Linked DNA regions of Homo sapiens: regions 1, 2, 3, 5, 6 and 7 are each linked to region 4. A link is a loop called in an ENCODE intact Hi-C map of the cell type or tissue named here. Cell type or tissue: HCT116. All regions are shown on one strand.

Region 1 (4,000 bases), 740 kb after region 4:
CAATGGAAAGCTTGTATAAAATGTAGCATGTAGATGTAAGAGCTAATGGAAAGCTTGTATAAAATGTAGCATGTAGATGTAAGAGCTAATTATGCTCAATTCCAAACATGCAGAATTCAAGAAACAAATATGTGAGTTTATAAAATGGAACAATTAGGGAGTGATGTAAGTGCTGAACAAAAGAAGGAACTGCAGAATTCAATGAATTCTAAAGACCCTTAGCTGCACCAACTGCCAGTCCATTTGTAGATTACCGATGGCTTGTCACAAAGACCGTGAGGAAGGCTGAGAAACTAAGCATTGGGGACCATGCTAAGTTGAAAATGAGTCAGAAATGAAGTGACATCGCCTCTAGAATGATAAGGCAAATCAGTAAGAAATGGAATCCAACTGACAAAAATTCAGCTTTTTGTACAACAATGGTATTTATTGAGAGCTTACAACTTGACAGAGGTATTTCTAAGTGCTTATGTGGATTCCTTATTTAATCCTTACCACAACCTATAATGTTGGTTCTATGATTACCTCAACCTGACAGATACACAAATCTTCAGGGATGCACCTGCTACAGAAAATGAAAGTCACTTAATTCTTAAAGGAGCCCCTTTATAGACTAGGAGAGAGCCTAGATCCACCAAAGGCTTACATGTGGAAGAGGCTTACTTAAATCCTGGGAGAAATTGGATTTAGTTGTGTTCATCGATTCTAATGAATCTAACAACTATTTACACAGGGTCTTCTACTCTGTACCAGAAACTTGGTTTGCTGTTGAAGATATAATGGTAAACAAAAATAGATATAATCAGTTCTGGGAAGATGGAATAGATATACTTTTCTTTACTCCTTCTGCTGTGTACAATAAACCCCCTGGACATTGTCTATAAAACAAACATAAAAGGACTCTGAAAAATGGAAAGAAGGCAGATTTTCTAGGGACCTTAAGACCCAAGGAAATGACACAGTGGTGTCATTAGAGGTGTCTTAGAGATGAAGAAACCAGTGACCAAGAAATGCCAATGGGTGCAGACAATACAATTCCTGCTGTCTGTAGCCAAAGGACCAGGAAAGAGGCAGCCTAACAAGACAGGGGACTTTCAGACACTAATGGCTCTACTCTAGCCAAACACCACAGAAAAAACTGTGGCTACCCCCAACCCCCATACTTGCAATGGCTACATGGGAGGCTAGACCTCCACCCTCTTGAGGCTGTAAGGAGGTGCTGCACTCCCCTGCAGGAATGGTGTCAGAGAGGACCAGGTAGAAAGCTGAGACTTTCATCTGCTCCAGGTGGTGATGAGGCATCCATGCCTGCAGTGTCAGTAGAAAGCTCCTGTACTCCCACCCAGCAATAATGAAGCCACCCTGTGCATCCCTGCTGGGGTGGTGTCAGAGGAGGCCTGGTGGAGAGTCAGGACTTTCACACCTGCCCAGTGGTAATGAAACCAACGCCCCCCACCACTTTCTACCCGTTTGCGTCAGTGCCCCCCCAGCCCCCACTTTCTACCCATTTGTGTCAGTGGAGGCCAGTTGGGAAGCAGTAATGAGCACCTTTCTACCCCTCCCAGCCAGAAAGGTATGAATGGAGGTTTGGTGGGGACAGAGGACTCTCACCTCTGTCCAGCTCCACCTACCTAGGTGCCAATGGACGCCCAGGAGGCAATGTGGACATATACCCCCACCTGGTGGTAACAAGGTGACACGCTCTCCTTCCCCTGCCAGAGCTGAACAGAAGTCAGCTGAAACAGAAGGCTCAAATAAGATCCAGCATCTTATATACTAAATATATCCAGGTTTTAACCAGAACCCATTTGACACACTAAGAGCCAGGAAGATACCTAATCAAATGCAAAAAGACAATTAATAGATGCCAACACCGAGAAGACAGAGATGTTAGAAATACCTGATGAAGAGTTTTAAGCAGTTATTGTAAAAATACTTCAAAGAGTAATTACAAATGTGCTTGAAACAAATGAAAATATAGAAAGTTCAAGCAAGAAAATTGAAGATATAAAGAAGAGCCAAATGGAAGTTTTAGACATGAAAAACATAATCACTGAAAATAAAAATCTCAAAGGATATATTCAACAGCAAAACAGAGGGACAGAGGAAAGATTAATTGAACTTGCAGGTTGAAAAGTAGAAATTACCCAATTTGAACAACAGAGAGAAAGTACACTGAAAACAATAAAGAGAACAGTCTCAGTGCTTGTGGGATTGTAACAAATGATCTAGTATAAATGTTCTAGGAGTCCCAGAAGAACAGAAGACAAAGGACAGGAATGGAAAAGTACTTGGAAAAATAATGGCTGAAACCTTCCCAAATTTTGCAAACCACATACCTACAAAAAAGAAAGACAGGGGTAACTATCTGAAGTGAGGAATATGTTAATTAGTTTAAGGTGAATTTATATATATACACACATATATATTAAATCATCATGTTATACACCTTAAATGTATACAGTCTTTGTCAAATATACTTCAAGTTGAAAAATTAGTTTAAAAAAGACATACTTATGTATTCAAGAAGCTGTGTGAATAATACAAATCATCTCCCCCAAAATCTATAAATCTCCAAAATAGAATAATCTCTCCAAAAATCTATAGCAAGGCATGTCACAAGCAAACTTTTGAAAACTTAACACAGAAGATCTCCTTTTTTTTTGTTTGTTTTTGTTTTGAAGAGACAGAGTCTCACTCTGTTGCCCAGGTTGGAGTACAGTGATGTGATCATAGCTCACTGTAACCTCAAACTCTTGGGCTCAAGCCATCCTCCTGCCCCAGCCTCCTGAGTAGCAAGGACCACAGGCACACACAACTACACCCAGCTGATTTTTTTTTTTTTTTTTTTTGCAGAGACAGGATCTCACTGCTGGTCTTGAACTCCTGGATGCAAGTAATCTTCCCAACTTGGCCTCCCAAAGTGCTGGGATTATAGCCATGAGCCACCGCACCTGGCCAGAAATATCTTTAAAGCAGGAAGAAGGAAATGATGCATTACCTATAAGAAGAAATGATTACCTATAGAAGAAAATGATTCAAATGCAACTGATTTCTCATTGTCTGCACATAAGAAACCAGCAAAATGTATTTCAAGTGCTGAATATAAAGAAATGCCAAGCTAGAATTCCATCATCAATAAAAATATCCTTCAAGAACGAAGGGGATAAGCCAGGCACAAAAATACAACTACTGCATATTCTCACTTATATGTGGAATCTAAAATAATAGGAATAGAGAGCAGAATGATAGTTACCAGAGTCTGGGGTTTGGGAATATGGGAAGATATTGGTTAAAACATACAATGGTTCAGTTAGGAGGAATAAATAGTAAGTATTTGAGGTGATGAATATATTAATTTGCTTAACTCAATCATTCCATATTGTATACATACATCATAGCATCACTTTGTACTTCATAAATATATACAATTATCATTTGTCAATATTCAATTAAAAACAGAATGAACAGAATGAAGAGGACATGGAGGCATTTTCAGATGAAGAGAAACTAACAGGATTTTTCAGCAGACTTACTCTAAATGAATGGCTACAGGAAATACTATAAAAATAAAGGAAATGATAAAAGAAGAAACTTTGTAACATCAAGAAAGAAGGAAGAACCACCAGTAAACAAAAATATGGGTAAATAAAATAAAATTTTTTTTAACTTCTTTAGTTTTCTCTATTATCTTTGATGGTTGAAACAAAAATTGTAACACTATCTGATGTGGTTCTAAACGTATGCACAGGAAATACTCAAGATAACTATATCATAAGTCGGGGAGGGTAAAAGAACATAAAGGAAAGTAAGGTTTCTGTACTTTACTCAAACTGGTAAATGAAAAACTGGCAGGCTGTGATAAATTACATGCATTTAATGCGATACCTAGAGCAACCACTAAAAAAAAAAAAAAGCTATGCAAAGAGATACATTCAAATGCTATGGAAAAATAAAAATGAAATTTAAAAAATGTTCAAGAAAGCCACAGGGAGGTAAG
Region 2 (4,000 bases), 150 kb after region 4:
ACCCCACCAGTGGCTCTCGTGTGGCCTTCCTGTCCCTTTAAGTGCCTCCCTGCCCCACTTACAGGGAAAAGCAAGGCCTGCGGGGTGCCTGGTGGGGCATCACCGTCGGGGCACCTACTTGTGAGGTAGCTGATCAGCTCGCTCCGGAAGCTGTCGCTGTTTTCAGCTGCATAGGTTGCCAGGGCTCCTGAGACACCCGGGGGCCCTCGAGGCCCTGGGGGACCAGGAGGTCCTGGAGGGCCTGGGATGAATGACAAGCCGGCAGCTGGGCAGAAGGAAGAGAAAGAAAGGTCGGGGTAGTGCTGCGGAGGAAGCTGAATTCCCAGCCTGTGCTCGGGGCGCTGTGGGCCCCACCTGAAAGGAGGGGATGAGGCTGGGCCTCCCGGGTGATGGGAGGAGAGAAAAGCAGGAGGCCAGAGCCTGCTGTTTCCTGACATCATCCAGGAATGGCTGTTCCCGTCAGGCTCTCCCACTCCCAATTCTGAGCCTCATTCAACTCAGCCCTCCAGTCACTGAGAGGTGGAGCCCCAGGTCGGCCCTAATCACACACCGGGCTGCGCCTGGGAAAGCCATCTCTCCCCACCTCTGTCCCTGCCACGGCTGAAGGCCCCTTGCCAGCACATGTGGCGCTCTCCAGGGCCCTGCACCCAGCACTGTACAGGCTCCAGGAGCACTTAGACTGCCCTTGCTAAAGCCCATGGGAGCCCCCAAGGCCCGGCTGCATCCCCTGCCCTCCCCATCCCACTCCACAGTGCCCTACTATGTAAGTAAGACGAGAGGTCCTCCACGCTGATGCTGGACCACACATTGCCTGGGATCCCTGGTGGACCCGGGGGACCTGGGGGTCCAACGATGCCTCTGAATTCAGACCCTGAGACACCAAGGGAGGGCACGGAGTCAGTCCTGGCCTGGGCCAAGGGACTCTGCTTCCTCCCCAACCAGTTGGACAGATGTCCCCTGCTGGGCCTTACCTCGCAGCAAGGAGAGGAGCTCCTCATAGGAGGTTCCCGGCAAGCCAGGGGGCCCCGGGGGACCAGGAAGCCCAATGCTGATCCCAGAACCTAGGGAGGTGATGGATTCAGATCAGGCAGGGGGAGGCAGATGGAAACACCTGTCAGAGAGGAGGTCGGATACAGAAGAGGTTTGGACAGAAGTGGGGTCCAAGAAAGAAAAGAGATGGTGGCAGGAAGAGAGGCAGAGAGGAGGAGCCCAAAGGAGGAACGGAGGGGCCCACGGGGCCGGAGAAGCAGGTCCAGTGTGCCTGTGTGCTTCATTCTGTGTGTGTGTGTGTATGAGTATGTGTGTATGGGAGTGAGTGTGTGTGTGTATGGGAGTGTATCGGAGTGTGCGTATGGGAGTGTATGGGAGTGTGCGTGAGTACTGGAGTGTATGGGAGCGTGTGTATGGGAGTGTGTATGAGTGTGTGTGTATGGGAGTGTATGGGAGTGTGAGTACAGGAGTATGGGAGTGTGTTTATGGGAATGCGTGTGTGTATGCATATGTGAGTGTGTATGGGTGTGTCTGAGTATGGAAGTGTGTGTATAGGAGTGTGTGTATGGGAGTATGTGTATGGGAGTGTGTATGGGAGTGTGTGTGTATGGGAGTGTGTGTGTATGGGAGTGTGTGTATATGTGTGTGTATGGGTGTATGGGAGTGTGAGTATGGGTGTGTGTGTATGGAAGTGAGTGTGTGTGTGTATGGGAGTGTGAGTATGGGTGTGTGTGTATGGGAGTGTGTGTGAGAGAGAGAGAGTTGTATGTAGACTCCACACGAGACAGTGCCTGAGACCCCCGTTTTGGCTTTCCTTGCCATGCTTCTTGACCTGCTCCAGGCTCACAGGTTTGAACGGCTCTGAGCACTGCTCATTGCTGGGGTTGGTGCAGTCTGGCAGGTGGGGGTCAGTGGGGCAATCACAGGGAAGTTCACGCTGCGAGTCCTCATCCCAGTCATCCCAGGCCCTTCCCAACCACCCCTCCTGCAGACACTTACTCGACATGTAGCTGAGAATGCGACTACTCAGCTCTGCATAGTCCAAAGACAGGAGGGACCCATCTCCACTGGCTCCTGGTGGCCCTGGCGGACCCCGAGGGCCCATCAAGTACTGACGTAGGTACTGACGCACGTCATCCCCTGGAGAGGAGAGGATGCACTAGCAGGACCCACCCAGGCCATGGGGGTCGCAGCCATGATCCAGCCACAGCCTGGGCTCCCCTGCACAAACTGGCTCCTGCGTGACATTTGTGAGTTCTGGGTCCGCAGGACCACGGTGTTCAGGGGGGACACCAGCAAGCTGCCAGGTTCCCAAAGGGACACCTGCCAGCTTGTCTGGCATGGGGGCTTGGGAGGACATTTCCTGCCCCCTTTCCAGCCGGTTTGCTGACTCAGCAAGCAGATCAGAGCAGTAAGTGGCTCTTTGTCCAAAGGACTCTGCCTCCCTCTTGCAGCCCTTCCAAGGCTCAGACGAGGACAAGGTTTGCATGACGAGTGAGGCCAGGAGAAAGCAAAGATAGTCCCACCCTCGATCCCCCCACAGGTGACTCACGCTGCAGCACAGCCAGAATGTCTTCAGAAGAGATGGAGGACGAGAACAAGCTGACACCGTACCCCGAAGCTGTCGGGAAGAAAACCTCAGGTTACCTGCTTAGCAGGTACTGAAGCAACACCCTCACTATTCCAGAATCTGAAAGGCCCGGTCACCGAGCTGTTTGTCTTTGGGGGAAGTGGATGAATGGAGTATTACGAGGCTATTTTGAAAGCATAACAAAGTCAAATACTGTTGTTGGGATTTTTTTTTTTTTTGTAAGAAAGGAAGTTTATTTTTGAGAACATGCTTTAGCCTAATGCCTGCCAGATGCTGCCAACCTTCATGCACAGGTGGGAAGAACCTATAATTAGGAACACATTAGTCAATTGCCGGAAGGCTCACTCGGTGTCTCTCCAGCGTGGCCGCCCTGAATCTGGACAGACCCTTGTTGACACTGTATCCCAGTGGCCCGATTATTATGAATTCGGAATTAAAACTCATGTTCCAGAGAAGGGCAAAGCAAACAGCAAACGAGGAGATGAGGCTCTGGGAGCAAAAGCAGACCCACAGGAGGAAGGTGCCAGGTGCAGGGCGTGGGGAAGGGCTTACTCCGTAAGTAGCTCACAACGTGGCTTGCCAGCTCTGAGTAGTCGAAAGTCTCGCCTGTGATGGTGGTGACAGGTCCTGGGGGACCAGGTGGGCCTGGGGGACCCTGAACTCCGGATAGGTAAGATCTAATACTGTCACCTGCCGACCAAGGAACAAAGCAAAGTCAAGCCTGTCCCAAGAGGACATGTTCTCCCCACGGAGGTGACCTGAAGCACATGATAACATGCCTGCCCCGCCCCACACATGGGCCCAAGGCTGGGCCAGGAGGGAGCCTAGACTTCCCCTCACTGTCCTTCCCCTAAATTACAGATGGAGAAACTGAGGCAGAGGCCTGAGCTGGGTCAAGTGGCCCATGAGGGCTGTGGGCCAGCAAGACTCCAGCCAGCCACCCATTTGACAAATGAGCACATGCAAGGTGTGGTGTGAAAGCATGTGCGTGTAGGGGATGAGCACGTGCGCCAGCCTCCTCCCCAGGGTGTGGGCGAGGTGAGGCTGTGTCGGGGGCAGCTATGAGAAGGCTGGTGTTGGGGAGCTCATAGGCCTGTAGGCCTGGCTCTGCAGGGGGAAGACCTGGGCCTGGACACATAGACACACATACACACACACACACACACACACACACACACACACACACACACACACACACTCCCACTGCCCTACATCGTCCCATGTCTCTTAGCCTCATTTCTGTGATGATACCACAGCTCCCTTGCAAAGAGACTGTATCTCCATGTTCTTGTCCCCACGGCTTGCGGCGGCCAGCTACTCACTCTGCATGTACTCAGAGATGTACTGCTGAATCTCCTGGCCAGAGCTGCTGATAGAGCCCGGAGGCCCAGGGGGCCCAGGGGGCCCTGGCGGGCCTGA
Region 3 (4,000 bases), 390 kb after region 4:
CCAAATATATATTAGTAATAATTTATTTTGATTTTGAGATTTTGCAACCCTCTTATGGCCTTTTTTAGGCTATGGATATATTTTTCTCAACTATCTTGAAATCTGCTTTTTTTATATGAGGGATGCATGTGTATGCCCAGAAGTCATCTTACCTACCAGGAGCTCTAAGATGACATGGTTGTGTTTCTTGCTTCTATTTTACCATCCAATTTGTCCTTCTTGATCAGAATTAGCTCCAAAGTAGTAGAAGTTACTCTGTTACTTTCTCTGTCTTCTTAAATGAAAAGTTGTCAGCGTAGCAAGCCGGGAACCAATATGTCTTCTCCAACACCAGATTTCTTGCTGACATATATGCATTTTATTTTCAGAGAACATTTATTCAAACATTTTTGCCATTCCCTGATTCTTATAAAATGTTAATACTTTCCATATTATTATCTAAGCTTATTTCACATGAAATCATTGAATGACAGCAAAAAATGTAGTTGAGTCACTATTCTGAAGATTTGCAAAGATTCTTATTCACTAGCAAAAAATGTTAACACTATTATTAACCAAGAAGTTCTGGATAGACTGGAATTCCAAAGGCCAAACAGTACCCAGTTATAAGCTACATAATTAGGCTCTGTCATTTTAATAAAAGATATTTAGATTCAAGTATTATTTGTTGAGCAGCCATTACGTGCTATATCTTTTCCTGGACTTAAAATCCTTTCCTCCTAACACTATTACCAGTTTTAAAGGTCAAGACAACGAGTCAAGCTTTGGACTTTTAAAGTTCTTCAACCCTACTAGCTGGTCACTTTGGGCAAATAATTTCATTTTTCTGAAGCTGTTTTCTGTTTTGAAAAGTAGAAATAATATGAGTTGCCTGACTGAGCAATTGTAGGAATCAAGGTAATCTATGGAAATAATTTAGTCAGTATGAGTGAGACACAGAAAATATTTTTCTTTCCTTCATGATCTGTTAATCCTACAAAATGCATTTACAAGCAATTCCCACATCAGCTCAATTCTGGAAAATTTAAGGAATTATTTTTTTACCTGCTGAAATTCAGGATCTCAGCTTATCAGCATCAGAGCCAAAGCCACGTCTATTATCTCACGTAAACAGAAAAGCTGTGCAAGTCGCCCCTATATGGCTGGGCTGTTGGCAATGTATCCTTGGCAACTAGTAAGAGTGTTCTCAAAAATTTATGCTGGGGAACGGGGGAAGCTCACAAATTGTTCTTTGCCTCCAGGTATCTTAATTTTATTCATTGCCAGTTTTTCAGAGCTTGGGTAAAATCTCACAAGTAGGGCCAGGACTGGGATGAGGCAACTGAGGTGTCTAGGGTGCAAAATGTGAGTTGTCTAGACACCAAAGTTGTCTAGGTGTCTAGGAGGCACTCACTCTCTGGGGTATGTGAGATTTCAACACCAATGACTTTTTCTTTCCTAGTTGCTGTATCATGAGAATGTTTGGCCTTATTATTTTTTAAAGCTGTACTTACTTACCAAAGAGTGGCCAGTTTAGTGATGCAAGAGATTCAGAATGGGAAAAAAAAAGTCAGCTTTACCCTAGTCAGTTTTGATTAAACTCCTTTGAAATCCATGTTGGAGTTTAAATGCCCATTCTTGAGGGATTCTTGATGTAGAGGAGGCCCCTCCAAAGCTTTAAGCACATGTCCAGAGCAAGGGGGAGCTTTTCTGGTGTTATTTTGTCTTGTTTTGTTTTTTGCCAGCTCCTACTCTCGGGCTTCCAAATCTGGGGCGATGTCTCCCCAGGTTAAATTACCCTAGCTCCTGCTCCAGATCGCTTCCCCGTGCCCCGCCAGAGCCCAGTAGTTCAAAAATTAAATTTGGGGCAAGGGGTGCGCGCCAGAGCGCAGCTGTTTCTGGAGCCTGCGGCAGCGGTGGCGAGCCACAGGGCGGCGACCGTGAGCTCCGGGAGCTGCGCAAACCACCTGGAGACCATGTCTGGGGATGCGACCAGGACCCTGGGGAAAGGTGAGTGCTCTCCATGGGGTCCGCGAGCTGGGGGCGCCGCGTGACAGAAAATGTTGGCTTCGGCGGAGCTGCCTGGCCTTGGCCTGCAGACCGGCGGGGCAGGAAGGGACTTGGAGGGCTCTCCTGAAGAAAAGCCACATGCAGCACTGCCCTCTCTGGGACTTGGGAGTTGGAGCTCCCACAGCCATCTTGGGATCTGGGCAAGTGAGCGAGCTCCTTCCTCACCGGGCTGACTAGCCTCTCCTTTCCCTGTCCCCCTCCATCGCTGCTCTGCAGGAAGCCAGCCCCCAGGGCCAGTCCCGGAGGGGCTGATCCGCATCTACAGCATGAGGTTCTGCCCCTATTCTCACAGGACCCGCCTCGTCCTCAAGGCCAAAGACATCAGGTGAGAAGCGGGAACCCAGAGCCCCCGAGCAAACCCAGCGCCTCACAGGAGCCCGGGAATGTTTAACATCTGGGGCGCCCTGCTCAGCTTTTACAAGGGGCTCCCTGTCCCTTTTTTCGGAGGCAAAGTCAACAAATAGCAAAGGGCGAGCTTTTTTTTAGCGGGCCCTACTGAAATGCGGAGCCCTTTTCCGAGTCACGCCTATGCATGAAACTTCTAGCCCAGCGCAGAGTAATGTGAATGATGGGGCTGGTGAACTGGTTCCCTCCCAGAATGTTTAAGGGCACAGCCAACACTACTGAGGCCTTACCTGACTGCTCCACAGAGGTAGTTCCCCCACCACACCCCAGGCATCTTAGGTCACTGTTTCCTTTCTTTATTGAACTTACTGCATCCAGCATTTTCTTATTTGTTCATCCATCTCCCCTCCCCAGTCCCCTTCACCCATGTGCGTTCTCGAGGGTAGGAACTCTGTCTCTTTTATTCATGAGCTAGGAGAGAGCCTGTCACATAGTGGATGCTCAAAAAACATCTGTTAAATGAATGAACAAATCTTTCCAAACAATGAAATAGAAGGAATTGCTATCAAGAGGTGTCTGGAAGTTTTCAAGACACCTTGAAAACTTGAGAAATGGGTACAGATGCTTCCAAAAGGAAGTTTGCAAAACCAGCTCCTGCAGGTCTGGATTTGGAGGGCAGAGCAGCTTTGCTGGGATGTGGACTGCATAATGCAGCTGGCCTCCAAGCTAGAGTGTTGAGAATATGTCACTCCAGGCTCCCGACTCTTGTCTCGGAGAGTCCATCACAAGGGGGTGACTTCAGAGTTTCAGACTCATGTCAGAGAGATACAAAGACTAATACAGAGATGTTTTAAATAAAATTATGTAAATCTGCCTTGTTGAGTATATAGGGCCTGTATTTCCACATTCTTCCCTTTTGCTCAAATTAAGCTGACCTTAAGGTTACCTGTTTTTTGAGGAAAATAACAACAACTGGATGTTTTGCCCATTTGGTGATAAATTATCAGCTTAGGAGCTGATGTATTTCCTTAGGTCAGCGTTTCTCAAACTTGGCACTGTTGACAGTTTAGGCCAGATAATTCTTTGTTGGAGAGGTGGGATAGAAGCTGTCCTGTCCATCACTGGATGTTTAGCAGTATCCTTGGTCTCTACCCATTCAATGACAGTAGAGTCCCCCTTCCCTATGCACTACCTTCAGTTGTGACAACAAAACCATGTCTCCAGACATAGTGATATGTCCCTTGGGAAGGAGGCCAAAAATCACTTCTAGTCGAGACCCATTGCTTTAGGTTGAGACCCACTGCTTTAGGTCTTGCTATGTGGCCTATGCTGGTCTCGAAATCTTGGGCTCAAGCAATCCTCCCACCCTGGCCTCTCAAAGTGCTGAGATTACAGGTGTGAGCCACCTCATCCAGCCTCTGCTGTAGGTTTAAGACAATCTCCTAGACTAAGCAATGAACGTTCCCATTTGTTTCCTTTCATGTTTTTAAACATACGTTCATGCTTCTGGTAACTATATAGTTATCTAAATAATAATTGTATTATGTGAACATTAAATAATAATAGTATTATTTGAACATCTAATAATTAGAAGAAGAATTAAAAA
Region 4 (4,000 bases):
TAAAGATACATTTCAGATATAACCTACTACTATAACTACAAAAGGTTAAACTTCTTTAAGTCTTTTTTAAAAGTTTGTCTTAAGTTTAAAAAAAAAATCCTCCAGTATAAGTAGTGTTATATGGTACTCAGTTTCTACCAAAAGCAGCAGTTCTCTCCAGCTCTGGGATAGTAAAAAATGAACCTGAGCTAAATACATGGGAGATTTTTGAAAAGCTAATGGTATAAAGTAACATTTAGTGAAAGGCTGCCATTTTGGAACTCATCAAATGTTAATTTTCTTCGGTGTGAAATGATTTGGTGATCAAATAGGAGAATTTCTGCATGCTTAGCAAATACAAACTGAAGTTTTTAGTCAATCTAGGTGAAGGGTATATCGGTGTTTATTGTACCAGTCTTTTAATTTTTTTTTTTTTGATAAATTGGAATATTTTCAGAGTAAAAAGTTAGAGATAAAAAGACATGTTCAACATAGAGCTCTTTTGGATAATTTGCCATTGTTGTACCCATACTGAAAGCCAAAATCCAGATTTTGTCAACTTTACTCCAACAATAATACAGCAAAATCCACATACAGATTCTATCTGAAACTGCCTCCTTCCAGATCAATATTAAACCAAGTAGAGGGTGAGCCTTCAGGCCTGCAGGCTAGAGAATTAGGGGTTACCACTTGTGCCATTAGGAAAGAGAACTTCATTTTTATTTAATACTTTTTGGATCATAATTATGCACTGAGTACTCTTCTAACTTTCTAAATGCCAATTCATTTACTTCTTATAAAAACCCATCTTGTAGGTACTATTATTATCCCCACTTTGCATTTAAAGAACCCAAGGCACTTGCCCAACATTACACAGCTAGCAAGTGGCAAAGCCGGGATTCAAACCTAGGCAAGGTGGCTCCAGAGCACAGCTCCTCACAATGCCGCCACATTGCCCATCTTCAGAGAACAAGTATCAATCCTTCAGGGACCTAAGACAGGCTTGATGTTCATAGTCCTTTCATTATTGAAGGGTTAGCCTTTGTGAGACACTCATAAATGACTTCAAGTCCTTCTACCAATCATCCTGACAAGGAAAAACTCCAGGCTATATTCTGTTTGAAAGGCTAGAAAGGAACTAAAGGCCCAGTAGGTATGGTTAGACTGAGGGTCGGATATTTACCTATACATGTAACAGCATGCTGTCCAGCTAATGAAAAGACGTAGGCACTTTCATGTGTACTGTTGACCTCTAGAAGGCAATGTTAGATCTAAAATACAAGGTGTAGGACAATGTATATCGTCGGCTAAACTTCACTTGTGTTTTCTGTCAAGGATAAATAATATGATATGTTTGTAAGTGCATATCTGTATAGTTTATCCCTGATAGAAAACACATATCCAACAGGATATGCAAGTAACTAATAACAACCACTGCCTTTGGAGAGGGGAACACAGAAGCTGGGGCTCAGTGCTGGGAGGGAGTCTGGCTTTTTGGAGTGGATTTTTGCACTGCTTGGCTTTTCATGAGGGGCATACGTTACTATTCTGAATTGCTATGTTATAACATTATGAAGCGGGGTGGTCACAGCAGGTTCCAACACAGTCCTTATAACATCTTTTATCAGCATTCTCAGTAGCTCAGGCTTCAGAATTCAGCTCCTGGGAGTGTAGTAGTGCCAGGTGATTGGCTAGTGGCTTTTAGAGGCTCCCATTCACAGACTGAGTGGCAGGGCCTGTCCACTTGATGAGCTGTGGGTAGATGTAGATGTTAAACCTGCTACTTTCAGGACACTTCAGAGAGCCAAGTCCAAATGAAATGTGAATTCTTTTCATGTGCTTTACTAGCCCTAGGGTTCAATCCATTCTATTCCTAATGCAGATGAAAATAAGAACCTGGCCAGGAGGCCTGCGAATAGGGTGACTGCAGAGATGTTATCTTGGGAGCATCTTCTCATCCCTTCTTGGCTGAGGAATCCCACATTGCACTGCTCTCAAAAGCTCCTTCAATTGTGGACAGATGGGCTTTTCCCTCAACTAAAGGATATTTGCTTTTATTGTTCTGAATGAAGTGAACAAAGTCCATTCACTTGCACTGAAATAATATATTGCTTTGAGTTTATTTTAAGAGCTGCTGTCACACCACTCTGGGATCCGACCTCATGGTTTCTTAAAGGCTAACTAGGGCTGTCTACCATAAACACCAGTGCTGGAAACCTGGCCCAGCTTCACCCACTGACTCAACCTGGCACAGGTCCAGGCCCCAGGGATGTATGGGCCGAAGGACTGGAGGTGGAGTTCACTGGCAGATCAGGGACCTGGGGTCATTAACAAACTTTTCCAACACTTCTTATTATAGTATGTGTTTGCAAAAGCTAGACTTTGAAAAGTCGCCTTTAAGACCGGTCAGTTTACATAGGATTTAAAGATAGACTAATGCTTCCTTCTCTAACTAGTGTGGAAATGGTATTGTTCCTTGTCAGAGTAGCTACAGTTTCAGTGTCTAACCACTAGGGGCTGAACTAACTCTACCAAAACTATTTTCTAAACCATGTCTTTTGCAAATTAACAGTTTCCAAGATGACTGAATTACACCGTTCATAAACAGTCATGTCTAGAACCATCCCTTCCAACACTGAAAGGCTTTGATGTTAGAATAGAGGGAAATGTCAGGTTTGTGTTCAAAGAAGGGGGGCAAGCATGAAATAGGAAATAACACAAATCAGAGAGAACATGAGAAGCAGAATGACATCAAAACGTCCTAGTGTGGTGACCTCACTGTATCAGAATTCCTTGTCTAGCCCCCACCTCATCCTCTATGGAAACAAAATCCCCAGGGTAGAATCTGGGCTCTGAATGTTCAGAGGGCTCCAAGGTTGAATCTTATGTACAGCCAAGATCACAACAACTGTGCTAGCCCAACACTCCTTTAGAGAGGAGATGGAGGCTCAGGGAGGGCAGGTACTTTGACTATCACCTTTCCAAGTCACTACTGGGAAAAGTCCCGGGTCTCCTGACTCTCCATCCAGTGCTCCCCGGGAGACAGTATCCCCTTCCAGGGCACCAGGGCATCACTTGTACATTATACCACTTACGATTTGGTTTCTGGCAGTCCTGCTGAATGATCCGGTGGATCTTTCTGTGCAGGTCTTTGTCTTCTCTGGTTACCTAAATAGGAAAAATAGTTGAGAGAGAGAGTGTTCTTAGGTAACACAGCAGTTGTGTCATCCAGACTTCCAAATTAGTATTCAGGATAGTTTCTAAAGATTACATAATAATCATCTTCCCTACACCATTAATGTGGTGTTTGATACTTGGCCTAGTGTCAAACCAGTTCTGCCCAGAGGACACGTCCTTGGGAGTTGGTTCATTGGGGCAATGAGGTTAAAACAAAAAAAAAGCTGGAATTGCATACTTTTAAGGGACAACTTTCTTCTTCAACACTCATAACACATTTTTGTTATTTGTTGTTATAGTTTTGAGCGAGGCACAGTGATCAAGGCCTCCAATCTCCACCCCATGACTCCTTCTTCTGGGCCCTGACACCTGTCTTGTGTTGCATCAGTTTTCTTGCTTCTCCCAACCACAAGGAAAAATAAAAGGAGAAAAAAAAAAAAAAAACCCTGCAAGGACAGGCTAGCATGAGAGTAAAGCTAGCCTATCCACTGAAACACATTCTGCTCTCAAAGGTAGACATAACTTAGTCTTTTTCTTTTTCCTTTTTTTTTTTTTTTTTTTTTTTTGAGACGGAATCTCACTCTTATCGCCCAGGCTGGAGTGCAGTGGCACGATCTTAGCTCACTGCAACCTCCGCCTCCCAGGTTCAAGTGATTCTCCCGCCTCAGCCTCCCGAGTAGCTGGGATTACAAGCGTGCACCACCACGTCCAGCTAATTTTTGTATTTTTAGTAGAGATGAGGGTTTCACCATGTTGACCAGGCTGGTCTCGAATGCCTGACCTCAAGTGATTCCACCCGACTTGGCCTCCCAAAGTGCTGGGATTATAGGCGTGAGCCACCGCA
Region 5 (4,000 bases), 460 kb after region 4:
TATCTTCACTGGGTACTATTGAAGAGGTGAACACTGGGTATAAATACTGTTCTTATTACTGTGTTACAGCACGCACCTGAGAAGTTCTAAGAGGCGATTCTATCCAGGTTTAAATAAGGAGCTTTGCAGAGGTAGTATATCTCATGATCATGTATTTGAGATATCTGGCAGAAAAAATGGGTGTGTTCTTGACTGTCCCTAGTCCTTGAGTTTGGAGGCACTTCTCTTCTATCCTTCCAAGGCTCTCTGCTATTCACCCATGCCCTCTTGTCAACTTTAGTGTCCACAAGTACCTGATAGGGACCTCACCCTGCCTAAAGCAGGATTTTTGGATTCTTGCCTTGGTTTCTGCCCAGTGCTGTTCCCCATACTTGAGATTCTTTTAACTTCCTTCCGTGTCTCTAACTCATACATATCATTTAAGGTCAAGTTCAAGAGCCATGTCTACCATGTACCTTTCTTTAAGATGTCATGGTTCACTGGGCTTCCTTACTTTAGAACTCATTCAGTAGTGATTCACTGAACAGTTACTTATACAGCAGAGTGCTGGCTGGTTATGTTAGTTCGCTAGGGCTGTTATAACAAAATACCACAGACTGGGTGGCTTAGAAAACAAAAATTGAGGCCAGGTGTGGTGGCTCACACCTGTAATCCCAGCATTTTGGGAGGCCACGGCAGAAGGATCACTTGAGGTCAGGAGTTTGAGACCAGCCTGGCTAACACGTTGAAACTCTGTCTCTAACAAAAATATAAAAAATTAGCTGGGTGTGGTGGTGTGCACCTGTAGTCCCAGCTACTCTGGAGGCTGAGGCAGGAGAATCGCTTGAACCTGGGAGGCGGAGGTTGCAGTGAGCCGAGATTGTGCCACTGCACTCCAGCCTGGGCAACAGAGTGAGATTCCGTCTCAAACGCCTCCACACCAAAACAAAACAAAACAAAACAAAACAAACAAAAAAATTGATTTCCTCACAGTTATGGAGGTTAGAAGTCCAAGATCAAAGTGTCAGCAGGTTTGAATTCTTCTGAAGCCCCTCTCTTTGTTGTGCAGATAGTCTCCTTTTCACTGTCATTCCTCTCTGTGCACACATCACATACCTCGTGTCTCTTTGTGTGACCAATTTTCCTCTTCTTGTAAGGATACCAGTCTGATCGGCCTTATTTTAACTTAATCACCTCTTTAAAGGCTCTATCTCCAAATACCATCACATTCTGAAGTAGGGGGCATCTGGACATTAACTTATGAATTTTGGAGGGACACAATTCAGCCCCTAACACCAGTGGAGACAGGGGTGAAGAAGACGTGCATCATCTTAGAGCTCCTGTAGTTTGACGGTGTGGTAGGGAACACAGGTATTAAGCAACTATTTACATGACTAGGCCATTAGTTACCACTGTGGGATGATGCAAGAAGTAGAATACACAATGCTGGAAAAGGTAGTCTGGGGAAGTGAGACTGAAAGTAATGTGAAGAAGTGAGATCTGAAAGAAGATTGGATGGGAGCCAGCCAGCTGAAGAGAGAAAGAGAGAGAGTCAAGTATTCCAGACAGGAAGATCAGCATTTGTGAATTCCAGGCAGTGGGAAAGAGCATGGCTACCCAGGGAATTGAAAGAACCAGTGTAACAAGGAGTGAGTGATGGGAGCTGGCACCAGAAAGTCGAAAGGGCCAGATTACACAGGACCTTATTTACTGACATCCTCATTTCAGTGCTTACTATATCCTGTCTCGGACTGTTGTCAGAAAATCTTTTAAGGGGAGTGTTGGCGTGCACAATTTGCTTCTCCTGATGCTCCTCAAGGGAGAAGATCGTGTCTTCAACTCCTTTTGTATTCTCTCTCCACAGTATGCAACATAGGGCTGGACATATAGTAGGTGCTCAAGAAATAAATTAAGTGGATATAATGAGAAATGAGATGAATAGAAGCACTCATTTGTCTAAATTAGGGGCTGACGCGATCTTGTTGGGTGTGTTTCTCCTAGAGGCTCTGAAAGGTGAGGACTTTGATACTATAATGCCACCTAGTGATTCTTGTTATTACAACAACACAGGGGAGCAGGGTGGTGACTAGTCTTCTGTAATCCAGAAAATTGGAAATCAAACATTTTGTTTCATCAGCATAAATTGATATGTCCGACCACCCATCCTTTCATCCATTCATCCATCTGTGTTGATGCCCCCTGCATCTCTTTCCTATGAGCTGAACATGTCACGCGCCTTTCTACCTCCTTGTGGTTCTTTGATTGCTCAGTCATATTTGGGTCTTTTTGTCCTCCTATAAGTAAGGTCTCAGATACCAGTATCTAGATTCTCTGAGCTCCCATTGTGCTTTCTGTTAAAATGGCATATACTAAATGATACCATCTTATTGCATTAGAATTAACTGTAGATGTTCCCTTCTGTCTTTCCCCTAATACAGATTGTGAATGCAAAGGGCAGTGACTCTGCCATAGTCACCTTGGTGCTTCCTGTGGGCAGCCTTGTGCCTACCATGCAGTACGTTCCTTAAAAAATTGTTTACTGGATTGAACTGCTGTCACCTATGCAGGGCACCTACTTATGAAAGCTCTTTTAGGAGATCCCTTGGACATGGGAAGACACACAGCCCTGCACTTGACATCAGTGCAACGTATGGGTGACCAGGGCCCTCTAGGTCTTTATTTTTGTTATATACTTTCAGAAATGTTATGGAGTTTCTCTGGATCATGGCAATCCTACAAACCGATGGTCCCAATGTGTAATCAGGTTTCCTGTGAACACACAAAGCAGCCTGAGCTGGGTTGCCTGTCCCATTTCAAGCTCATTTCTATTAGCTTGGCTTACAGTGTGGTTCAGCCTGCCTCTCCAGTTCATCTGCCACCTCTCCAGCAACCTCCATGCACATTATGACTCAGCCACATTTCCCTCTTTTTGTCCACCAGATATACAGTGTCAGGTCATGAATGAGATGTCACTGCACAGTTGCCAGTTTTCCTTGCATTTATTCATCAACCCAACACAGTTCTCATAAACTTGACAAACTTACTCTAAACATTATAAGGGAGGATAAAGGCCCGTGGATAGACAAAGCAATCTTAACACAGAAGAATTTGGAATGGGGAACTTGCCCTTCAAGCATGATGACTAACTAAAAACCCACAGTGACAAAACCTTGTGGTACTGACACATGAACAAACCAGAGAGCTCAGAACATACTCATGTCTATTTGGAAACTTCCCCAAACCAATTTGGAAAGAATGGATTGTTTGACATGGGTTGTTGGAAAATTTGCTCACCCCATGGAGAAAAATATAGTTAGATCCCTATCTCACACCATATGGGAAGGAGAACTCCAGATGGATTAGATAACTGAATGTAAAAAAGTAAAACTATGAAGCTAATGGATAGAAAAAAATGATGGGAGAATACCTTTATGACCGTGGGGTTAAGGAGGTCTAAATAATACCAAAAAACTATATAAAAAATATAGGGAAAAAAAGAGCTAAAGAGCCACAGTATCAAAGTTAAGGACTATTGTTCCCTTAAAGACATAAAGGCAGAGTTTCTAGTCTTCTAAAGCAGATTGATGTCCAGGCTTCTCAAAGATATCTGTAAATCAAAAGAAAAAGAAAAAAGATCAATAGAAAAATAGACACAGACACTGAAAAGGCAGTTCACAGAAGGGAATCTCAAGTAGCCTATGAATGTATAAAGAAATGGTCAAAAAATTCACTAGTAGTTAGAGAAGTGAAAATGAAAGCAAAAAATGAGCTTACACTACTTTCATCATATTGACAGAAATTAGAAAATTAGCTAATTAGATGAGTCAATATTTGCAAAGCACTTAGAATAGTATCTGGTATTTACTAAACACTTTATGAGTGTTTAATAAAAAAGACCTATCACCTTCTGGAAGGGATGGATGGAAGTGTTGGATGGAAACCCCACACTGGAGTGCAGCGTAGGGCAGTAACTCTGGTACACAATCTTAAAGTGCTTGGTAAGTACCCAGGGCTTGTACTA
Region 6 (4,000 bases), 190 kb after region 4:
TACGTGTGGGGAAGGTGGTGAAAGGAGAAAAGAGTAAAGGAAGATGGTGCAGGATCATTTTGTGCTACTTTCAGCTGTGCCGCTGACACCTGCTCCATCCCACATGACTCTCATTCACACTGTCCTTCTTCATACTGCATTTTGCTAATTAGTTTGGTTGTCCTAGCAAGAAGATGCGGTTATGGACATGCCAGAAACAGTACTTAATGCATAAAAGGAAATGTTGGCTGGGCGCAGTGGCTCACGCCTGTAATCCCAACACTTTGGGAGGCCGAGGCGGGCAGATCACGAGGTCAGGAGTTTGAGACCAGCCTGGCCAACATAGTGAAACCCCGTCTCTACTAAAAACACAAAAAATTAGCTGGGTGTGGTGGTGGGCACCTGTAATCCCAGCTGCTCGGGAGGCTGAGACAGGAGAATGGCTTGAACCTGGGAGGTGGAGGTTGCAGTGAGCCAAGATTACGCCACTGCACTCCAGCCTGGGCAACAGAGCAAGACTCCGTCTCAAAAAAAAAAAAAAAGGAAATGTTTTTGTAGAGTGCAGTGGCAGCTTGATTTGAATAATAGTCCTTCAGCTTTCATTGTATAGAACCTCTCATTGTATAGACCTTTGGGATTCTTTGACACATAAAAGTGAATTATTTCCTAACTAAAACTTTCAAGTCTATGGAGCCAGAATTTTTTTTTTATTGGAGATATATGAAAGTCACAGAATAAGTGAAAGAGTTTCCTGACTTAGAGTTGGTAGGAGGAGAGTTTAAATGTTTCTGAATTTATTATTTGGGCAGTTCCACAAAATAAATTTATTTGTTTTCAATTTTCAGCGTAGAGGTCAACTATGATACAATAACTAGGATGTTATTCGTTTAGATTTCTGTTGCCCTGTACCCCTAAATTTGGAAATGATAAAATAAACTATGGTGAATTCATTTAGCAGAATCCTATCCCATCATTAAAAATGAGGGTTATAAATACTGTACATGGAAATGACAACCTTCATCATTCAAGAAAAAGCAGGATATCTTTTGACATAAAAATCAACAAGAGCTGTCTTATGAGAAGGATTAAAGTCCATTTAGGAACACACTTAAACATGATACAGTGGTTGTGGTAGAATTATTAATGAATTACTTATTCTGTTTCCAAATTTTTATTACTTTCATAATAAAACACATAAATTAAAAAATTCTGATGCTCTTACTTCTCTCAGTGACTTCAGTTCCATCTCGTTTGTTTTTCTTGGTTACATCCATACCATAGCCACCTGCAGGAAAAATCAGAAACCATGATAGTCATACTTATCATTGTTTTTAGTAATTATAGGTCCCCACTGTTGAAGCTGATAACCAAAAACATGATTTCAAGAATTTAAACCATAATTCTTTCACGTGAATATTTTTTATGAGTCATTCCCATTTCTTGTAACAGGTATAATAGAGGTTAATTTAATTGTTCCACTTTGGATTCTATTTCTTTGTGCTGGGATCTTGTTTTTCAGTGTCTAGTTGATCAGCCTGCCCCCTGCTGAGCATCAAGAGGCTTACATAGCAGATCAGGTGTCCTGACCTTTGTTTGACTATAAAACCTCCATTCTTTTCCATGGTAATAAATAGCTGAAGGGGATCTGTCAAGGTACTTAGTGCTATCAACTAATTCATTTTAATGTCTCCCATAATGTTCAATGTTCTTTATGGAACTCTATGCATATGAGACATTCATGCTTCATTATTTAAGAGTCTGGAGGTAAGAATGGCACTTGATGGATTTAAATCAGGATAAAAATAATTATATTTGTCGTACTTGTATGGAACTTTACTCTTCTCAAAGTATGAAACATTCACTATAATCGGCTCTCATGTGCTTATCTGCAGACATAAGTATGAAAAACAGTTCAAGAAAGCCTGTAAAATCTATAGAAGCATGTAGGAAAATACATATTTGTATTTTTTATATTCTCCCTTCATTCTTACTCTGCTTCTGAAAAAGAAAACCAGTGCAATCTTGTCCACTGTGTCCCTCAGCATGGATGGTATGAGGCAGGGCTGTTGCCAAACGGTGGTGGGGATGAAAGCTCAAGTCTTAAACACACAGGAATGCACAGCAAGGGTCCCGTCCCAACTGGGCTCTTCTCTTCTTGCTGTGCTGCCTGGCCCCAGGTTCTGAAAGGACCTGAAATCTGACTTACCCTGTGGTTCTCTCCCTTCCTCTAACTTTCTCTTCCTTCTAGTTTATTTTTTGGTTGTAGTTGGAACTGGGTTCTAGAATGCTGAGGCACACTGCTTTTGCCAGGTGCCCCTTGCTTGAAGAGCTCTCCTTCCAGTCTCTGCCTAGTGCCTTCAGGCTCGACTTACCCAGTAGGCAAAGTGGGCACAGTGCCTAGGCCCACAGCACATTTTGGGGCTCACAAAATGTTTACTTTTAACATCAGAAGGAAAAATAATCAGAATCTAATCAGGATTATGTCCTTCTTTATACCAGTGCAGTTGTAAAATAGAATTTTAAAAAGTTTTTTGATGGAGGAAGGGGCCTACAAAGGCAAAAGTGTCTAGGGACCGTGAAAGTCATACTGTGGCTCTGGGTGACTTCCCTGATGGAAACCAAGACCAAATGAGACCAGCTGATCAACGATCTGGTGGAGTAACCAAGATTCGTACACTTAGCTTCAGGCCCTAGTAAATGTGCCAACTTCTTGCTCGTTGGTGTTTTTCAAACACAGCTCGAGGCAAGGAATGAGGCACAATGGAAAAAATCCTAGCTGGATCTGAGAAGCCAAAGAATGTCTTTATAGGTATGTTTCCTGGAGCCCAGAGGAGGGGCTTCATACACAGTTTAACAAAGGAGTCTAGCCTCATTACAAGGACAAATCTGACCAGTGAATCTGTCTGCATTCCAGCTATAACCTATATGACTTATGTCATGCAAACCTACGTGCAACTGGACACCTTTGCAATCCTTTGTTTAAGCATCAGTTTGATACCTCTGAAAGCCTTCTCTGACTTTCTTTTAAAAAAATAGGTAATAAGCTGTGGATCAGGAGGCATTTGGGGAGATTAAACCTTTAAATGCGCCTGGCAGTCAGTGGGGAGGTGACTAGCTTTCTAGGATGGTACCTGAACTGATATGAAATATTATCCTGAAATGAACTGTTTATAACAATCCACGGAAACTTTTACTTCCTACAAGTTATTGCTTACTTTGATCTTTCAGTGAAAGTTGCTGCTGACAGCTATACATTTGGGATTGGCCGGAAGGGTTCGACTTGCAGCCATTTAGGCAGATGGATCATGACTCTGTTTGCTAAGAATACAGTCTCCAGGCAGCAAACCTGGAAAGTTTTGCTTGTTCTTTCTTTATCCAAAACATAGCAGGCATTTCTAGGCCCTCCATCTTTTCCCTGAATCCCAATGACAAAGCCTTGACTTCTGCAGTAAAATGCTAAGGATTCCCCAACTTCCAGAGGGCACGAAGTGATGACCTACTTAGAAATCAGATGCCCTCCTTCAGGGCCTGGGAGCTCCTCATTGGAAGGTACTTTGTGGATATAACCTGCTCTAGGCAGGTACAGGTAGATGCCTCTCTCTCAATCTGAAGCCACCCCAATGTCTGTGTGTTCCACAGCCAATCTGAGGTGCCAGGTACGTGTTGGGAGACTGATTCCTTTAAACGAAATATAAGAGGAAACTTTCTATAAGTGAGTTATATTAAATGGAGAGTGATGGCGTGGGGCACAAGCCTGGACTAGGATCTTCCCATGGGACCTACAGTATATTCCCAGGACTTCTTTTTTACACATTTTAAGTGCTGATAGTTTTTAAAAGTGTAACGTTAGGAAAAGGAACGTTTCCTGCCCAGGTACATGCCTGAGCCTGCCTATCCTAGCAGGATTCACCAGTGTGTTCGTCTTCCAAAAGTCCTACTTAATGGAAGCACTGTCAAATAACATAATTTTTAACTTCTCAGATATTTGGGCCACTTCACTAGAACTAAGGATGAGCAGATC
Region 7 (4,000 bases), 320 kb after region 4:
CGGCTTCAGGGAGAGAATAAAACCTTGTGTTAAGAAAACAATCACGGCTAAAAGCCTGAGAAATACTCACCAGAACAACTGACAAAAAGGAACCATACTTAACCCCATAGACGCAGAAAACATAGGAACATTGAGCATTCATCATAATAATTTTTTTTAAGGACAGACTGACTTTAATTTATTATTTGTACCTTTCATGCCCTCATAGCCTTAGATAGTTAGAAAATAAATAGTTGGGTAACAATCTGGTCACCCAGTGGATCAAGAAAAAGGCAAACCACCTTTCCCACTCCAAAAAATTAAACTGCTGCTGAATAGTGACACTTCTGTGGTGTCTGATTGAGATTTGACTCATAAGGAAGAGAGTTATTCACCGTTATCACCATTATTGAAAAGTTTCCTGAGTTTTTTTTATGACATCTAACCTTAAACTATAAATCACAAAGACAGACTTAACTGAAATGACAATAGGATCAAAATCTTAAACAAAACAACAACAAAACACCATGTCTCTCATTTGCACAATACCAGTGAATCTGTGTGTATAAAACAAAATGTGAAGATTAAAATTTGAAATTTTCTGGCCTTGGTATGTTAAACTAGTATTGTATGTGGCTTTTTTTTCTTTAAGACAAACCTGGGCTTGTCTTCCTATTACTTTTTCATCAATAAATATATTTGATGACATTTAAAAATGAATGTGAGTATATGGATTATGTAAGCAGAAACAATAGTTTATAATTCTGAGATATTTAAAAATAAAGGGTACCAGTAGTGTTTAGAAATGTTTGTTGATAATATCATCTCCTTTTTCAGTCCTCTAGAATCAGAAATCATTTTGATCACATGATGACAAAACATGAAAAATTGCAGTCCAATTTAATCCTGCTTTAGAAAATGTAAAAATCCATATATATTTCAAAATATTTGAGTCTCTAAAAGAGATTCCTATTTAGCAACATCTGTTTGAAAAAATTAAAAAGGTAGATGGAAAATAGAAATTAGACACTTGAGATTAAGTTCATGATCTTGGATCCAATTTCTGCCCAGATAACATCTGCCTTTGATTTCCCCCATGCTACGACTTAAAACTGGATACATTTCTAACGCCCTAAATAAGTTGTGTAATGTGACTCAGGGCTATTTAAAGTCCTGTAATGTACCCTTCTGGCATTAGCTATGAATAGATAATGGGATTATTTGATGTTTGTAATTTTTTAAAAGTCCACAACTTATCCATTTTTAAGACCTTATACAGATCGAGTCATTATTGATTCCCTTGCCATTGGTACCCAGGTCACAAGAAATGACATTGAAGGAGGGAATAGAATCAAGACATTTGAGATCTATTTTTGGTTATGCTTTCACTCATTGTACAGACATTAATTAATGTTTTAAACATTTTCCTCACTTTATTTTGCTACAAAATGAAAAAGTAAACTACTGGGAAAATGTCTAACTTAAATACAAAATATATGGCTTTATTAATAATCCATGAATGATTTAGGGTTGTCAAACTATAATATTACATTTCTGCTTTCAGAAAAATTTAAAATACACTGAGTGCACAAGTCCTAGGAAATAAAGATGTCTGCCCAGACAATATATCCACATAGCAAAACTGCAGGCGTACCCCTTAAATTTATACAAATAAAAAAGGTTTTAAAATAAAGATGTCTATTATGAGCATTTTAAAATAATAACTCCACATTTGAGTATTTAAAGAAGGCATTTCATAGCATTTCTCAAATGACAAGGACAATTGCCTGAATTTTAAATGTTTTATGCAGAGTTCGTTATGTTTGTACAAAATGTGAAATATAAGGGCTCCTACACATATTTTCTGCCCAGAAAAACCCAATTTGAGAGAGTAGAAATTTAGGGGCTCTGGCACCAAATACTAAACATAGAAAAATTTGAGTTGCAAACCTTGATGGCTGATCTCTTTGTTCTTCCTTTGCTGCCCCACTGTGGCTGAATGCAGTTATATCTCCAAGGCTGAGACCTGTGCTATAAAAGGAACTACAGTATCCACAGGGGATGGGTTCCAGGACCCCCCACTGATACCAAAATCTGTGGATGCTCCAGTTCCTTACATAAAATGGCATAGTATTTCCATATAACCTACATACATCCCCCTGTAAATTTTTTCTTTATTTTTAATTATTTTATTTTATTTTTTCTCCCATATACTTTTAAGTCATCTCTAGGTTACTTATAATACCTAATACAATGTAAATGTTTTATAAATAGTTGTTATACTATATTGTTTAGGAAATAACGAGAAGAAATAAAAGTGTGTATATATTCAGTACAGATGCAACCATACAACTTTTTTCTGAATATTTTTGATCTGCAGTGGGTTGAATACACAGAAGTGGAACCCACGAATGCAGGAGATTGACTATAATCTCTTTCCATAATTTAAAAAGGTGAATCATTGACATTCATTAGAGGAAATATTAAGGGCATGTAACCCTTTCTCTTGCTTGCCACAGAGATTTTTGAATGAACTAATCTTCACACTGAATTATTTTTATTTTAGTTTAGCTTAGTTTAGTTTTTGAGACGGAGTCTCGCTGTCACCCAGGCTGGAGTGCAATGGTGCAATCTTGGCTCACTGCAACCTCCGCCTCCCGGCTTCAAGTGATTCTCCCACCTCAGCCTCCCGAGTAGCTGGGATTGCAGGCATCTGCCATCATGCCCAGCTAATTTTTAACACAAGGGTAAAGCATAGCAGGTTCAAGAGGGCCAAAAAAGTGGAGCTTCTCCCTTCATCCCAAAGGTCTTGCAGGTGCTGCCCTCTGTTCCCTGCCTGTCTCTTGAATAGCACCCCACACCTCACTTCCACTTCATTTATCATGCTCCAGCCATATGCATCTTTTCTCAGTTCCTTACACATACCAAGTTCTCTTTTTCCCTTAGGGCCTTGCACATGCAGGTCCTTCCACGTGAAACACTCTTTTTTTTTTTTTTTTTTTTTTTTTGAGACGGAGTCTCGCTCTGTCGCCCAGGCTGGAGTGCAGTGGCGTGATCTCGACTCACTGCAAGTTCTGCCTCCCGGGTTCTCACCATTCTCCTGCCTCAGCCTCCCAAGTAGCTGGGATTACAGGCGTCCGCCACCATGCCCGGCTAATTTTTTTGTATTTTTAGTAGAGACGGGGTTTCACTGTGTTAACCAGGATGATCTCGATCTCCTGACCTCGTGATCCACCCGTCTCGGCCTCCCAAAGGAAACACTCTTTATCCTGCTTGTAACATGAGTAATGCCTCCTTGTCCTTCAAATCTTAGCTTAAGTGTCATCTCCCCAGAGGCCTTCCTTAACCAGCCCATCCCATCCTTGCTGCCCTGTCTCCATTTATTCTGTTGTAATAATTACCACATTTTGTAATGATTCAATATATCATTGCAAAATGTGATAATTATTACAAAAGAACAATACTCTTTACTTTTGTTGTTGTAGTTCTGTCTCCCTGACAAGAATGTAAGCTCCATGAGAATTACATGGAGCCTGCTTGGCCACCATGCGAATCCCATTGCTTAAAACAGTGTCTGCTCCATAGAAGAAACTTGATAAATCTCTGTTGAATGAATGAATGAATGAATGGGTGTGTAACACCTGGCAAACTCCCTTTTGAAACTTTCTTCTGCTGTTTCCTACGGCCTTGTTCCTCCCTCCCGGGTTTGCTCCTACTTCTGTGACTGCGCCTTCTCAGAATTCCTTTCGCCCCTGAGTTCAGCAGTCAGCTGGCTCTGGCTCTCTTTTCTTCCCTTGCACCCTTTCTCTCTTTGCTCATCACATCCCCTCAGTGCTCCCACCGTCCTATCTGTGAGAATGACACTGACAGTCCCACCTCTCCTCCCTAACACTAGGTCCACTTTCCCAACTTCTGCCCAGCATCTCCACCTAGGTGTCTTCCCTGCACCCCAAATTGAGTATGCCCAAAATGGAAATCACACCTGGGCCCCCTGTCTCTGTTAGCAATGCCGTCATCATCC

Evidence for each region. Peaks named below come from ENCODE experiments on the same cell type or tissue, not always from the same donor. Only the 100,000 strongest peaks of a DNase experiment are listed, where the experiment ranks them.
Region 1: it touches region 4 in a loop (8-fold over the local background); 2 of 110 quality-filtered maps call a loop at or near these places.
Region 2: a loop joins it to region 4, with 6 times the contacts of the local background. A loop is called at or near these places in 28 of 110 quality-filtered maps.
Region 3: a loop joins it to region 4, with 7 times the contacts of the local background. A loop is called at or near these places in 5 of 110 quality-filtered maps.
Region 5: it touches region 4 in a loop (5-fold over the local background); 8 of 110 quality-filtered maps call a loop at or near these places.
Region 6: it touches region 4 in a loop (10-fold over the local background); 20 of 110 quality-filtered maps call a loop at or near these places.
Region 7: a loop joins it to region 4, with 9 times the contacts of the local background. A loop is called at or near these places in 82 of 110 quality-filtered maps.

The regions. Positions count from the first base shown.
Region 1 is chr10:104,621,127-104,625,126 of GRCh38, forward strand. LOC105378464 (a long non-coding RNA gene) reads left to right here. Exons shown (of 8, transcript XR_007062285.1): 8 at 3,472-3,666. Among named protein-coding and RNA genes, the nearest start is that of SORCS3, 18 kb to the right of the region's middle. In HCT116, a CTCF peak has its summit at 1,699 (motif pointing left); a DNase peak (open chromatin) is centred at 1,675; H3K27me3 peaks cover 2,266 bases.
Region 2 is chr10:104,034,503-104,038,502 of GRCh38, forward strand. COL17A1 (collagen type XVII alpha 1 chain) reads right to left here. Exons shown (of 56, transcript NM_000494.4): 45 at 3,904-4,000; 46 at 3,134-3,271; 47 at 2,543-2,611; 48 at 1,990-2,130; 49 at 972-1,061; 50 at 761-871; 51 at 119-265. Among named protein-coding and RNA genes, the nearest start is that of MIR936, 12 kb to the right of the region's middle. In HCT116, no CTCF peak of the experiment used is centred here; no DNase peak of the experiment used is centred here.
Region 3 is chr10:104,272,961-104,276,960 of GRCh38, forward strand. It overlaps GSTO2 (glutathione S-transferase omega 2), which reads left to right. Exons shown (of 7, transcript NM_183239.2): 2 at 1,725-1,989; 3 at 2,266-2,374. The coding sequence starts at 1,956. Among named protein-coding and RNA genes, the nearest start is that of GSTO2, 5.8 kb to the left of the region's middle. In HCT116, a CTCF peak has its summit at 1,893; a DNase peak (open chromatin) is centred at 1,931; H3K4me3 peaks cover 2,129 bases; H3K27ac peaks cover 1,448 bases.
Region 4 is chr10:103,885,998-103,889,997 of GRCh38, forward strand. STN1 (STN1 subunit of CST complex) reads right to left here. Exons shown (of 10, transcript NM_024928.5): 9 at 3,075-3,147. Among named protein-coding and RNA genes, the nearest start is that of STN1, 30 kb to the right of the region's middle. In HCT116, a CTCF peak has its summit at 2,488; DNase peaks (open chromatin) are centred at 2,244 and 2,504; H3K27ac peaks cover 1,576 bases.
Region 5 is chr10:104,348,342-104,352,341 of GRCh38, forward strand. It overlaps CFAP58-DT (CFAP58 divergent transcript), which reads right to left. Exons shown (of 2, transcript NR_108036.1): 2 at 2,960-3,586. It also overlaps a transcript of CFAP58 not described here. Among named protein-coding and RNA genes, the nearest start is that of CFAP58-DT, 3.2 kb to the right of the region's middle. RefSeq lists enhancers at 1,142-2,066, 1,537-1,656, 2,887-2,946, 3,705-3,754, 3,775-3,884. In HCT116, a CTCF peak has its summit at 2,020 (motif pointing left); a DNase peak (open chromatin) is centred at 2,000; H3K4me3 peaks cover 381 bases.
Region 6 is chr10:104,079,421-104,083,420 of GRCh38, forward strand. It overlaps COL17A1 (collagen type XVII alpha 1 chain), which reads right to left. Exons shown (of 56, transcript NM_000494.4): 2 at 1,202-1,264. The coding sequence starts at 1,253. Among named protein-coding and RNA genes, the nearest start is that of COL17A1, 4.5 kb to the right of the region's middle. In HCT116, a CTCF peak has its summit at 1,526 (motif pointing left); a DNase peak (open chromatin) is centred at 1,521.
Region 7 is chr10:104,207,822-104,211,821 of GRCh38, forward strand. CFAP43 (cilia and flagella associated protein 43) reads right to left here. Exons shown (of 38, transcript NM_025145.7): 6 at 1-3. Among named protein-coding and RNA genes, the nearest start is that of MIR609, 9.1 kb to the right of the region's middle. In HCT116, a CTCF peak has its summit at 1,961; a DNase peak (open chromatin) is centred at 1,960.